2 separate regions of the Homo sapiens genome follow, and region 1 is linked to region 2. Evidence: chromatin contacts called from ENCODE Hi-C or POLR2A ChIA-PET data. All regions are on one chromosome and are shown on one strand. Each heading gives the region's core, a stretch centred on a gene start or an enhancer-like site at or near the end of the contact. The rest is flanking DNA. Distances are from core to core; before and after follow the strand shown. Region 1 has its middle 95 kb from the start of LINC00626. Region 2 overlaps LINC00970 (long intergenic non-protein coding RNA 970).

Evidence for each region. Hi-C counts contacts between places; a loop is a spot of excess contacts on that map. ChIA-PET counts read pairs that join two places held with the same protein, here RNA polymerase II (POLR2A). Pooled maps may share reads with other maps.
Region 1: a loop to region 2 is called in a pooled map, with 2.2 times the contacts of the local background. The contact joins two enhancer-like sites. A Hi-C loop is called at or near these places in 1 of 168 maps with a recorded cell type or tissue (OCI-LY7) and 1 of 50 pooled maps. POLR2A ChIA-PET finds 5 or more read pairs at or near these places in 1 of 52 experiments (WTC11).

Annotation. Positions count from the first base shown.
Region 1 is chr1:168,878,905-168,885,443 of GRCh38, forward strand. No RefSeq gene overlaps it. Among named protein-coding and RNA genes, the nearest start is that of LINC00626, 95 kb to the left of the region's middle. Within about 2 kb of position 1,412, at least 13 of the 41 ENCODE cell types and tissues checked have a DNase peak (open chromatin) inside an H3K27ac peak, as active enhancers do.
Region 2 is chr1:168,916,553-168,923,059 of GRCh38, forward strand. The region is part of intron 3 of LINC00970 (long intergenic non-protein coding RNA 970); the gene reads right to left. Among named protein-coding and RNA genes, the nearest start is that of LINC00626, 130 kb to the left of the region's middle. RefSeq lists an enhancer at 5,284-5,453. Within about 2 kb of position 4,413, at least 9 of the 41 ENCODE cell types and tissues checked have a DNase peak (open chromatin) inside an H3K27ac peak, as active enhancers do.

The DNA of each region.
Region 1 (6,539 bases), core at 162-2,661, 41 kb before region 2:
CCTGATTATATCAAACCATCTTATACTTAATTTGTCCAAAAACAAATTTATGATCTCCATCTGCCATCTCCCTCTCTTCCGACGTAACACGTCTGGTCCTTTTACAGTTACCCTCACTTCAGGAAATGGTGATACCACTGCATAATTCAGGGCCCTGGCCATCCTCCTGGACCCTTCCTTTGTCTTCTCCTCACCCCAATACTAAGCCCATTGCCAAGCCATGTTTATTTTATCTCTTAAGGTTCTTCCAACTCTGATTTTCTCCACCCAGTCTACCAGCACCCTACTTCATGCTGTCTTCTCTCTTAACTAGGCCTCTATCATGGTCTTCTACTTGGTCTTTTACATTTACTTTTGCCAGCTTACAATACATTATCTACCCTCTTGTCAGAGTGATCTTTTCAAAATGCAATTCTGATCACGCCATTCTGCTTAAACCCTTGTGTGTTGTTGCCTTGCTCACAATATTAAGAGCAAAATCCTTACCATGGTCTGAAAGGTTCTGTATTCTCTATTTGTTTAAGTAATTTTCCAAATGTATCTCAAACCACAATGTCCCTTGCTCTCTGTGACCCAGCCATGGCAACTTCCTTTGAATTCTTCATATATACCATGCTTTCTCATGCTACAATTGTCTTTGTGACAATTATTCCTTCCACCTTCATTTTTTTTCCTGTTACTCCTACCAGTCTGTAAATCTTCTCAAGGGCAGAGCCCCTATCTGTTTTATCATTCATCTCCACTGTTTAGGATAGTGCCTGGCCTCTCTATAGGAGTATATATATGTGTGTGTATATATATATATGTGTGTGTATATATATATATATGTGTGTGTGTGTATACATATATGTGTGTGTGTGTGTATATATATATATGTGTATATATATATATATATATATATACACACATACATTTGTTTAATGAATGAATGAATGGGTGTCCACTACTCTTCTCATCAGTGCCTAAGACAGATTTAACTTCTATTTAGCTTTCTTATTCTTTGCAGCAGTACAAAGAGGAGAAACACAGAGTTTCTGAAGAAACTTGTGGTTTGTTTAAGTTATGCAACCAGCTCTGACTCTAAACTCTTGATAGAGGACTTGATAGACTACTATATATTATGACAGCTTTTACTCATTTGAAACAAGTTTATTTCAGGACCCGTGGTAAGCAGAATTCTATGATAACATCATGCCTATTGTCTCTCATCCTTGTATAATTTCCTCCTCTTGTGTGTGGTGAGAACCTGTGAATCAGATGAAATATCACTCTGCTGATCGTATTACATGATAAGGCAAAGGGATCTCACGGATGCAATTAAGGTCACAAATAAGTTGATCTTATCCTGGGAGAGGCTGACTTAGTCAGGTAAGCCCTTAAATGCAGTTTTCTCTGGCTGGCTTTGGAGGAAGCAAGCAAACAGCCATTCTCTGAGCTGCTTACAGAGAAGGGCGGTCTCTAGGAGCTGAGGGTGGTGCTCCCTGCCTGACAGCTGGCAAGGAAATGTGGACCTCATCGTATAATCACAGCACCCTGAACTAACTTGGAAGAGGACCTCGCAGATGGGAGCTCGGCCTCAGCTGACACCTTGATCACCGCCCTGTGAAGGCTAAGCAGAGGACCCAGTTAGGCTGTGCCCAAACTCCTCAGCCACAGAAGCTGTGAAATCGTAAATGTGTGTTGCTTCAGCTGCAAAGTTTGTAGTAATTTGTTACACAGCAATAGAAAACTAAAACTGAGCCAATATTGTGAAACTCTGCATAGCAGCTGATTTTTTTTTTTTTTCTGAGAACGATAAGCATGCTGAGTTAGAACTTTCCATGAGAAGACAGATTTTAATTATCTGGGTATCCAAAGCATCAAAGTACTTTTCTCACTCTGAAAACTCAAAAATAGCTGCACAGATTTTCTTTAGAACTTTCCAAAAATAAGATTTTCTTCAGAGCCGAAATCAAGTGTGGAAAATGTTAATCTAGAAGGAAAAAGAAGCTTAAGTAGTATAAATAGCTTAAAATAGGCTACAGGGACTGACCTATGGGAGGCTCTGAGGAAAATTGCTAATTGTTTAGAATAGCAGAAATGTTCAATTACCAGTTGCATGCAAGGTATCAGTAGAGGCTGTATGCTTGTTGGTTTCCTAGTCACTCCAAGAGTAGAGACAGGGCCAAAGACTGTACCATGATGGAGAGGTCATCCTTACTAAACGCAATTCCAAAATGTACTCACACACCCAGAAAAGATTTTATAAGGGTGCATCGTCCTTTTTTATGGCTTTAAACAGGAGTATGATTACATAAAAATAACAAGAATACACTTTTCTTTTTAAAACTCTTCAGAAAGTAAGTCAGTTAACCTTCTTGGGTCCACATTTCCTCATCTCTGAACAGCACTCCAAGGTTCTTTTAAGCTTTATAATTCCGCTATGAGATTCTTCCATCATTTTATCTACCGGTTTTGTCAGTGTTAGATGAGGTTGACTATGAAAGGCATCCAGTACATAGTAAGCAATCAACAAATGTGAATTCTTCATAGTAAAATATTTCATCCATCTTGGCTGCTGGCACAGCTATTATAAAACCTTTCTTCATAAGACTGATTTGCCAAAGCTCTTCATCACCTTTCCAAAGCATCACTTGATTTCTCTTTAATTATGGAGAATTTAAAGGCAGAATTAATCTTCTAGAAAGGACCAGCTATAGAAAAGCATTCTAAGAAGATTCTTAACCTTAATCCCTACTTGTACATTCCCTTAATTGTTATTTGTAAATTTCAGCACTATATTGGGTTCCTATACCCTGCTAGTTATCTCTATCTAGATGCCACACTACTCCTCAAACTCAGCTTATCCAAATTTAAATGTTATTTTCCCTCCCCAGTCAGCCCATGTCTGCCAGATTTTCCTGACTGAATTTGGGCAAGTAATTTTAGCTCACTGAGCCTCAGCTTCCTCTGCTGTAAAATTAGAATAATAATCCCTGCACTCTAACAAAGACATCACGGGCCCAATGATAATGTGCAAAGCGCATGCAAACCATTTCACATAAAACACACTTTAGGAGGTTGTTGGTTTCTCCCAACTATTTTCTTCTACTGCATTTCACAAACCCACTTAAGTACAACCATTTGGCTTGTTTCAAAAGCACATTATAAGCAGTCTTTTCTTTTCACTTTTGCTTACTCTGATTCCTCTGAGTGGATTTGTTTCTTTCCTTTCTTCTTGTTTCAGTTGGATTTTTTCTTTTAAGATCCAGATACATTTCATCTTCCCCATAAAGTGTTCTTCTACATCCCTGATCCATGATCATAGCCCTTATATGTTGTAAGCTTTTGAATTCCTAGAGCTCTGCACTAGTCATTTGGCACTTAGCTTTGGACAACCTGTAGCACTTATCTTTTTATGTATGTGTTGGATCCACAATGAACATATTAACTCTTTGAGAGCAGGGTCCTCTTTGCTAGCCCAGTGCCATACACAACCTGACATTCTATAAACATTAGTTGCTTTGTTGAAACGACATCATTTCAATTACGAATTCTAATCATTCTTAGGTAAATTGGAGACTCTCAATGTCAATATGTTGACACTTTATAAATTTTAATTAGCATATTGGCAATTATACTCCACAGCTGTTTTCATAGGGCACTTCACAATTATTCATCAGTTTTTGTCAAGATATTCTCAGGAGGTGAGTGATAAAGATCATTCCCTGCCATTCTTTTGTTCTAAATTTAGAAAAGCATAGTACAGTGATTTTATGAAATATATTGAGAAGATTCAGGATAAAAATTGACATAAAAAAGTAAAATTCTTTCTTAGCCCCCTGTGCCAGTGAAAATCCTTCTCTAGCATTTGTTCCTACAGAAAAGCAAATAATGTCTTATTTGATTTTGTTGAACTGCCTGTAGTCCTTGAAGATTGGGTGAGTCTCTAGTCTTCTATTCAAACTGAAATGTTTTACTTTAATAACTCAAGAAAAGATAATTTTAGTGTATCTTGGCTGTCATATGTGATTTTGTTTATTGACTGTATTCTGATTATGATAATGCAAACAAAACCCAAAGTAAGTAGAAGCAATGAAATAATAAAGATTAGAAAACAATAAAATAGAAAAAAATGTTTTTAAAAAATAAAATCAATAAAACTGATAAACTTCCAGCCAAGCTGATCAGGCAAAAGAGAAAAGACAGAACTTGACAATATCAACGATGAAAGAGAAAACATCACTAGAGTTCCTAGGGACATTAAAAGGAAAATAAGGAAATATAAGGAACAGCTTTTTTTGCCAATAAATTCAATAATTTAGGTAAAATGGAAAGTTTTTTATTTTTTTATTTTTTATTTTTATTTTTATTATACGTTAAGTTTTAGGGTACATGTGCACAACGTGCAGGTTTGTTACATATGTATACATGTGCCATGTTGGTGTGCTGCAGCCATTAACTAGTCATTTACATTAGGTATATCTCCTAATGCTATCACTCCCCCCTCCCCCGACCCCACAACAGTCCCCGGTGTGTGATGTTCCCCTTCCTCTGTCCATGTGTTCTCATTGTTCAATTCCCACCTACGAGTGAGAACATGCAGTGTTTGGTATTCTGTGCTTGTGATAGTTTGCTGAGAATGATAGTTTCCAGCTTCATCTACGTCTCTACAAAGGACATGAAATCATCATTTTTTATGGCTGCATAGTATTCCATGGTGTATATGTGCCACATTTTCTTTATTATTATTATTATTATTATACTTTAAGTTTTAGGGTACATGTGCACAATGTGCAGGTTAGTTACATATGTATACATGTGCCATGCTGGTGTGCTGCACCCATTGACTCGTCATTTAGCATTAGGTATATCTCCTAATGCTATCCCTCCCCCATCCCCCCACCCCACAACAGTCCCCAGAGTGTGATGTTCCCCTTCCTGTGTCCATGTGTTCTCATTGTTCAATTCCCATCTATGAGTGAGAACATGCGGTGTTTGGTTTTTTGTCCTTGCCATAGTTTACTGAGAATGATGATTTCCAGTTTCATCCATGTCCCTACAAAGGACATGAACTCATCATTTTTTATGGCTGCATAGTATTCCATGGTGTATATGTGCCACATTTTCTTAATCCAGTCTATCATTGTTGGACATTTGGATTGGTTCCAAGTCTTTGCTATTGTGAATAGTGCTGCAATAAACATACATGTGCATGTGTCTTTATAGCAGCATGATTTATAGTCCTTTGGGTATATACCCAGTAATGGGATGGCTGGGTCAAATGCTATTTCTAGTTCTAGATCCCTGAGGAATCGCCACACTGACTTCCACAATGGTTGAACTAGTTTACAGTCCCACCAACAGTGTCAAAGTGTTCCTATTTCTCCACATCCTCTCCAGCACCTGTTGTTTGCTGACTTTTTAATGATTGCCATTCTAACTGATGTGAGATGGTATCTCATTGTGGTTTTGATTTGCATTTCTCTGATATATGTGCCACATTTTCTTAATCCAGTCTATGATTGTTGGACATTTGGGTTTGTTTCAAGTCTTTGCTATTGTGAATAGTGCCGCAATAAACATATGTATGCATGTGTCTTTATAGCAGCATGTTTTATAATCCTTTGGGCATATACCCAGTAATGGGATGGCTGGGTCAAATAGTATTTCTAGTTCTAGATCCCCGAGGAATCACCACACTGACTTCCACAATGGTTAAACTAGTTTACAGTCCCACCAACAGTGTAAAAGTGTTCCTATTTCTCCACATCCTCTCCAGCACCTGTTGTTTCCTGACTTTTTAATGATCGCCATTCTAACTGGTGTGAGATGGTATCTCATTGTAGTTTTGATTTGCATGTCTCTGATGGCCAGTGCTGATGAGCATTTTTTCATGTGTATGTTGGCTGCATAAATGTCTTCTTTTGAGAAGTGTCTGTTCATATCCTTTGCCCACTTTTTGATGGGATTGTTTGCTTTCTTCTTGTAAATTTGTTTGAGTTCTTTGTAGATTCTGGATATTAGCCCTTTGTCAGATGAGTAGATGGCAAAACTTTTCTCCCATTCTGTAGGTTGCCTGTTCACTCTAATGGTAGTTTCTTTTGCTGTGCAGAAGCTCTTTAGTTTAATTAGATCCTATTTGTCAATTTTGGCTTTTGCTGCCATTGCTATTGATGTTTTAGACATGAAGTCCTTCCCATGCCTATGTCCTGAATGGTAATGCCTAGGTTTTCTTCTAGGGTTTTTATGGTTTTAGGTCTAACATTTAAGTTTTTAATCCATCTTGAATTAATTTTTGTATAAGGTGTAAGGAAGGGATCCAGTTTCAGTTTTCTATATATGGCTAGCCAGTTTTCCCAGCACCATTTATTAAATAGGGAATCCTTTCCCCATTTCTTGTTTTTGTCAGATTTGTCAAAGATCAGATAGTTGTAGATATGCGGCATGATTTCTGAGAGTTCTGTTCTGTTCCATTGGTCTATATCTCTGTTTTGGTACCAGTACCATGCTGCTTTGGTTACTGTAGCTTTGTAGTATAGTTTGAAGTTACGTAGCGT
Region 2 (6,507 bases), core at 3,163-5,662:
TATTCATATTGGCATTTGAATTTCACATAACTGACCTTTTATGTGAAGAAGTCAAGCTTGATCAAGACTGTAGGATACTAATGACATGCAGTGGAAGAGGACACATGAAAAAATATTGACAGAACCTTCCCACAAAATACGAAACCAGCACAGAAAAGATTTAAAGGAGGTAAAATAATACCTGATACTGGACTGAGCTGGCACCATAGAGTCTCTCCTCTCCTCAGCTCCTACCACACTCCACTGAAGGTAGGATTTAAAAAAAGAAAATTCTTGTACCTTCAAATCTTTTAGTCAGTTACCTTTGTTGATGATAGGGCCGATGATGGTTAGCTTGGCCTATGGGCTTCCTGCACTGTCTGCTGCTCTCTTTTGGATTTGGAAATCTAATTTGAGTCTCAGGAAGCCCTTATGAGGACCAGGGCAGAGCCAAAAGTGAGAAAGTAGGGAAGGCTGGAAGGTCAAAGGAGAGATGAGGAGACCTTTGGGGGAGGTGTCCTCCCAGGGTGTCCAGTACCTGGCAGGAAGGTGGCAGAGGAGGCTGGACACTGCTCATTCTTTCATACATAAAAGGGGCTTTTATTAACTATCTCTGTGTAAAAACTATTCCAGACACTGTGGAAGTAAAGATGAACAAGACCTGGCCCCCATCCTTAAGGTTATCATTATGTATAGGGGAAACCAATCACACACACAAACATGCATCACTTTTATACAATGGGGTTTCATGTGACAAGTGCTAAATGTGAGATGTGAACAATGTCTAAGCGATTCCGGAGGAAAGAATGCCTTAAGGGTATTGGGGGTGGTCAGGAAGGTGTCTCCAGGAAGATCATATTGTGGTCTAAAGGAGCATGAGTTTGCAAAAGTACAAGTTGAGGTGAGAGTACAGGAAGAGGATAAGTACTCCAGGTGGAAGCACCAGCATAAGCCCAGGGCTGGAGATAAGAGGCAATCCTGTGAGGATTAGTGCCCCTGAAGAGTGAAGTGGGAAAGACATGTGGAGGGGAAATGCAGGGAGATGTCTGCAGGCCAGATCACAAGTAACTAAGGGTGCCCTTCCTAGTGTCTGTATATAGGACAGAATTTCTCCCCAAGAATGCATTTGGCCAGAATGTCTCTTGTGCTCTAATATCTCTCAGGAACATGAGAATTTGAATGGGGAGGAGAAGGAGGAGGAATGCCCCACAATTAGGGCTTCAATAAAGTGACATGTAGTTACAAACAGGAAGAGAAAATATGGCATTTGCTCTTTCAGTTGATTTTGATCTGAAGTCTTAACACTGTCTTAAGTGAATACTATGCCCTCTAATTTTCTGAAATTGCAAGGTAAATGTTTAAGATGAAAAACAGGGAGTTAGTCCTTTTTTTATTTTTTTCTGAGCTTAACCTTAAGAGTGAAAAAGAGTCTGCCTTCACATCACACCCGCGCAGATCTCTGGATTCATAGGATGAGCAGGGCTGCTGTACTAATCACATTTTCTTATTGCAGGATGCAGAGCTACATAATAACTGGTGAGTAACTTCACATTGAGGAGTTAGGTTTCAGAGCTGGCTCTTAGGGATCTGGGATAAAAGCAACTCATAGTCCTTCACAGGGTCTCCAGTTACTGGGAATGGGCAAACCTTGCTGAAAAAGAGGAAGGAGGTATGTGGGTGTCAACCGGTTTGCAGCTCTGAAGCCACTGGATTTCTCAGCTCCTGCTTTTCTTCTTCCTCCTCCACCTCTTCCTGCCCTTGCTTCTCCTCCATGAACCCAAGCCCCTGCCCCATCACATGGCTAAAGAAGCAGCTACAAAATAGGGACAAATTATCATTAAATTAGCGAGGGAAAAATTGTACATTTGTCTGTTCTAGTGAAATTTTCCCCAAAGGGCTCAAAAAGATCTGGCAAGTGCTCCCTTCCTGCCGCAAATAGGTGGGAGTGTGTGGCAGTTCCACGTCTACCACATACTAAGCACTTACTACAAGGCTCTAGGCATTGTTAATGCTTTAAATAGATGTCTCAGTTTAACCATCTCTTCAACCCTACAGTACTATTGTGACCATTTTATGGATGAGAAAATGGAGGTACAGAAAAGTTAGGGGCTTCCCCAGAGCTCACAGCTAGAAATTGGTGGAGCCAATATTTAAATCTTGGCAGTCTGTCACTAGAACCCTGGACATCTACCACTGTATTATAAAGCCTCCCAGACTCCCAGAAATATGCCCATGAAATCTCCTAGATGCTGAAAATGGACCAAATCTCACCAACGCCTTTTGAAGGCAAATTATTCAAATGGATAAATGTGGATTACTATATCTTTAGGGTTTTTATTAAAACTTGCTTGACTGTGTATAAAATATTCAAGACACATATGAAAGGTAAGAACAAGTGGCCATGTATGTGGTATGTTTATTCTTCCTACACACCAGTGCTCCAGCTCTGAATATCTGAGCTACTGGACCATTGTCCACTTTGACCTTGAACAATAGGGAGATCCTTCTAGCCATGATTGTTCTTGAATCACCAAACTCCTCCTTCTGCCCTTGCATAATGTGCCCTGCCCTGCTGACAATGAATGCCCTGATGTACTAAGTCACAACACTGAATATTCCTCTGTCCTCATTTTTTTCAGCAAACAGGATGAATATCAGCTCCAGCAGAATGCCCACAAGGTTGTATGAAATTTAGCGAGAGAAAATTCTAAAGTAAATGCTGCAGAATTCTATTATACAGCACTGTTTCCAGAGTGCTCAGCATGTCACATTGCCCTGTAGAGCTGGGAATGCAGAAACAAAGGCCTCCAGTGTTATTTCCATTTGTAAGAAGACTGAATTAACGTTGCTAGGGAAACAAAACCTCAGTTTCCTATTCAATTTACTTTCAGCTTATGTGTCACACCTCTTGCAGCCTCGGTGAAACACAATAAAGGAAGAGAACTACAGTTCTTTTATTAAAAGCTCTTAGCGCACATATTTCCCAGGTAAAGATAATCCACAGGAGGATAGATTTGGGCAAATTTCATCATAAAAGTGATTCAACTCCACTAGATTTCGCTATATGGTGGGGGGAAGATTACATAAAAAGATGCCTGTGTGCATTGCTCACTGTACCTAGGAACACCTGACTCAGGAATTGCATTTGTCTCAATTTTCAGTGGTCACAGTTACAGCCTAAAAGTCTTGGAACTTGTGTATAACTTATAATGTATATATAACTTGTGTATAAGTTATAATGTTTATAATGTGTATAAGTTATAATGTGTGTATAACAATCAAAGAGAGAGAAAATTGGAAGAAATGCAGTAATGAATGGGGTCAGAATGGTGGATAGAGGGTAGGAAAGCAGGAAAAGAAGAAAGAAAATGGTAGAATCAGCTCAGTAGTTAGTAATGGACCACAAGACTTTCAAGAGGGAGCTGATCAATTGATTCTGATGTTGTAAAACATATAGGAGAAATGGGTTACGGCTAACGCAAACCAAACCAAATATCAAGGATGATCTGGAGAGAGGATATGGATCACACTTGGATGAGGCTGTGTCTGCACAAGCATGGGCTCCTCCTTCCTTTGCCGAAATATGCCGCCATCTTAAGAGCTAAAACCAACAAGCTTTCTGCTGACTGCTCAGATGTTAGTGTCTGCACACTTCCAGGGATTTGTCAAATCCTAGTCTTAATTCATCGTCAGTCCCCAGGGTTCATGAAGTGGTCCATGTTTTCCAAATCTCAGTTCAAACATCATTTCCCAAGGACATCTACCCCAACACTGCAGACTAGATTCAATCCATGCTACGCATTCTCAAAACGTGGCTATCATTTTCTCCAATTTACTCACAGTTAGAAGTTACGTATTTCTGTGATTTTATTTATCTTTCTCCTTTATTAGACTATAAGCTCCTTGAATATAAGAAGTGTGCTTGTTTCTGCTTAGCATTGTGTCCTCAGTTCCTACCCAGAATCTGGCACATAGTAGAGTCTCAGCTAATATTTGTTCAATGAATGAATGAATGTGTACTAATCAGTTATGACTAAAAGGTAAACAAATCACCCCATGATGACTAATGATACCAAGCCTTCAAAGGCCAGCAGGAAGTCACAGAATCACAAGTCAACTTCTGACTGAGCTCCTTTCCTAGGGAAGCACACACTCCCAGACAGAAGTAGACCATATAAAATTTGGATCCATCGTGAATGTTTAATTGCAGCCTTATTTTCCACATACAATGTCAGTATTTGGCTTGCCTTGTATGACCATGGGAGGCTTTCAGAATTAGTTTCTGAATAACTTCTTAAGGTTGTTTGTTATATTGACTTCAGCCAAAGATCATTGGTATTTCCTGAGACCGGAAAGATTTGGGCCTTGTGCGTAAACAACATCTTGGATCAGGCACGGAAATTTCAACAGTACTTGGCAATTTCCTAGCAGCTTACAACTGCTGATCCCGCCAACACAGGGAGTTTAGATGCAGTTTCCTCGTCCTTCTAGTTTCTATAAATGTCCTTCCTGCAGAAAGCAAGTGGCCAGAGGCACAGAGAATAGTGATGTACTCAAGTTCTCCTTCTGCGGCAGAATTAAGAATTAAATCTAGCTCCAGTGAGGAAGCAGCAGACCATGCATTCAAGACCAGTTACATAAATGGTTTGAGTCACATTATTTTTTTATCAAAAACTGTTTTATTCATTTGTACTATTCCATTTGTAATATCTAGGTAAGTGGGAGATGGGAATGTGTCAAGAAACAAAGGCTCTGGGGGGTACCACAGAATGCCCATGAGTAAATCTGTAAGACTCCACTGAGTAAATCTTTAAGACTCCACTGATAACTGTTCCTTTCATCAATATCAGGAAAAAGGTCACCAAGAAAGACATGGCTCTGAGGGATCCAGAAGCCACTGGATCTTCCCAAAATGAGAATTTCCTCAGAAAGAAGCAGAAAGAGGCCCAGATTTGAGTCAGAGGGATCCAGATATGAATACTGGTTTTGTCACTGAGCTATGTGACCTTGGGCAAGTTACTTCACCTTTCTGAGCCTCAGTTTCCTTATTTTAAAAGCAGAATAATAATATCTGCCTTCCATCACTGTTTCAAAATTAGAACTAGCTTGAAGAGAGACTCCAGACTGCTATCTGGCTTGTAATAAGTTCAACTGTCATTTCACTGGCCATCTCCAAATTGCCCTCACCACTTCTCCATTTTTCTTTGTTATCATTCTGGACCATGCCGGGTATCCTTTATTCATGCTACTGTTTTTCATGTAGTTTGCTGAACTTAGAAGTGTCATTTTCTTGGCTTTAATATCTATGATAGTAATGACTTGAATTACCTATTAATTGTATTTTGTGGTCTCATGACACGAGAGAGAGCAAAAGCGAAAGTGAGAGAGCTAGAGAGAAAGAAAGAGAGCAAGTAAGGGCAAGCAAAGTCCAGAGACAGCTACATAAACCATATTTGATTATGTGCATCTGTCAGAAGTAGGCCAGACCCATGGGATGATCAGGAATAAGTGCAGCTGGAACAGAACCTAGATATCTTTCTTCTGGTCCCTCGTCACATTCACTCCCACTTCTCTTTCACTCCCCGCTCCATCACTCCAGATTTGGTCCCTCTTCTTTATGATCCCAGCCTTCCACCACGACAACTTTAATGAACTTTGGTCCTGGTCCTCATGCCTGTCATCATCTTCTGTCTAGTCGAGAGTGGTTCTCATGTGCTCTCTGGCTCTGTCCAGGCCCAGCATGTCCCTTCTCAATTGAGCCCACTTTGGCTTCCAGTGTCTGTCCTTTCCACCTCTCCTCAATAGGTTTCCTAAATCCACCACTGACTCAATGTAGTTCAGGGCCACTGTTCCTACTGCCTCTAGTTTTGTCTCCTGACTAGCTCATTCTTCCTTTCCATTTCCTCGAGCCAGGAGGGCCAGAAAAGTCTCTTGTTAATGATGTTTGCACACTGCAGGGTTGATCGCCACATGCCACCACAGACCTGACCAAATGTGAACTTGACTTAGATCTTGCATGGGCTATGCAGGTATTAAAATCCGGGCTCCTGCCATCAAGCAGCTTACATATGATTGGCAGATAACACAGACATGTTAACGATATAAAGAAAAAACAGCCACAAAAAGTCTCATTTGAATTTGAATAATGTTCTCAGTAGATCATTATTTATCTGAGAGAGAAGGCACCAAAAGAATCCAACAAAAAAAATGGCCTAACTGGATTATTTTTATGATTACTTAATTTCAAATTTATACTAATATAATGAGTAAAATATGATTTGCTAAAGTACAATGCATAGGGAAAACAGAATCTGCTGAACTAAGAGTGACCTGTCAGTGATTCCATAAAGACCAACTTGCATAACAGAGACTGGATGACACAGAATTTAAGGTACAACTGCAAGGATATTGTAACAATCTTGATGGCGATCAATAAGTTGATGATTCTTTATTGTTTATATATCTCAAAAATAGCAACTACTTTAAAGCACTGAATTTCAAGTATACACACACAGAGCTACACATACA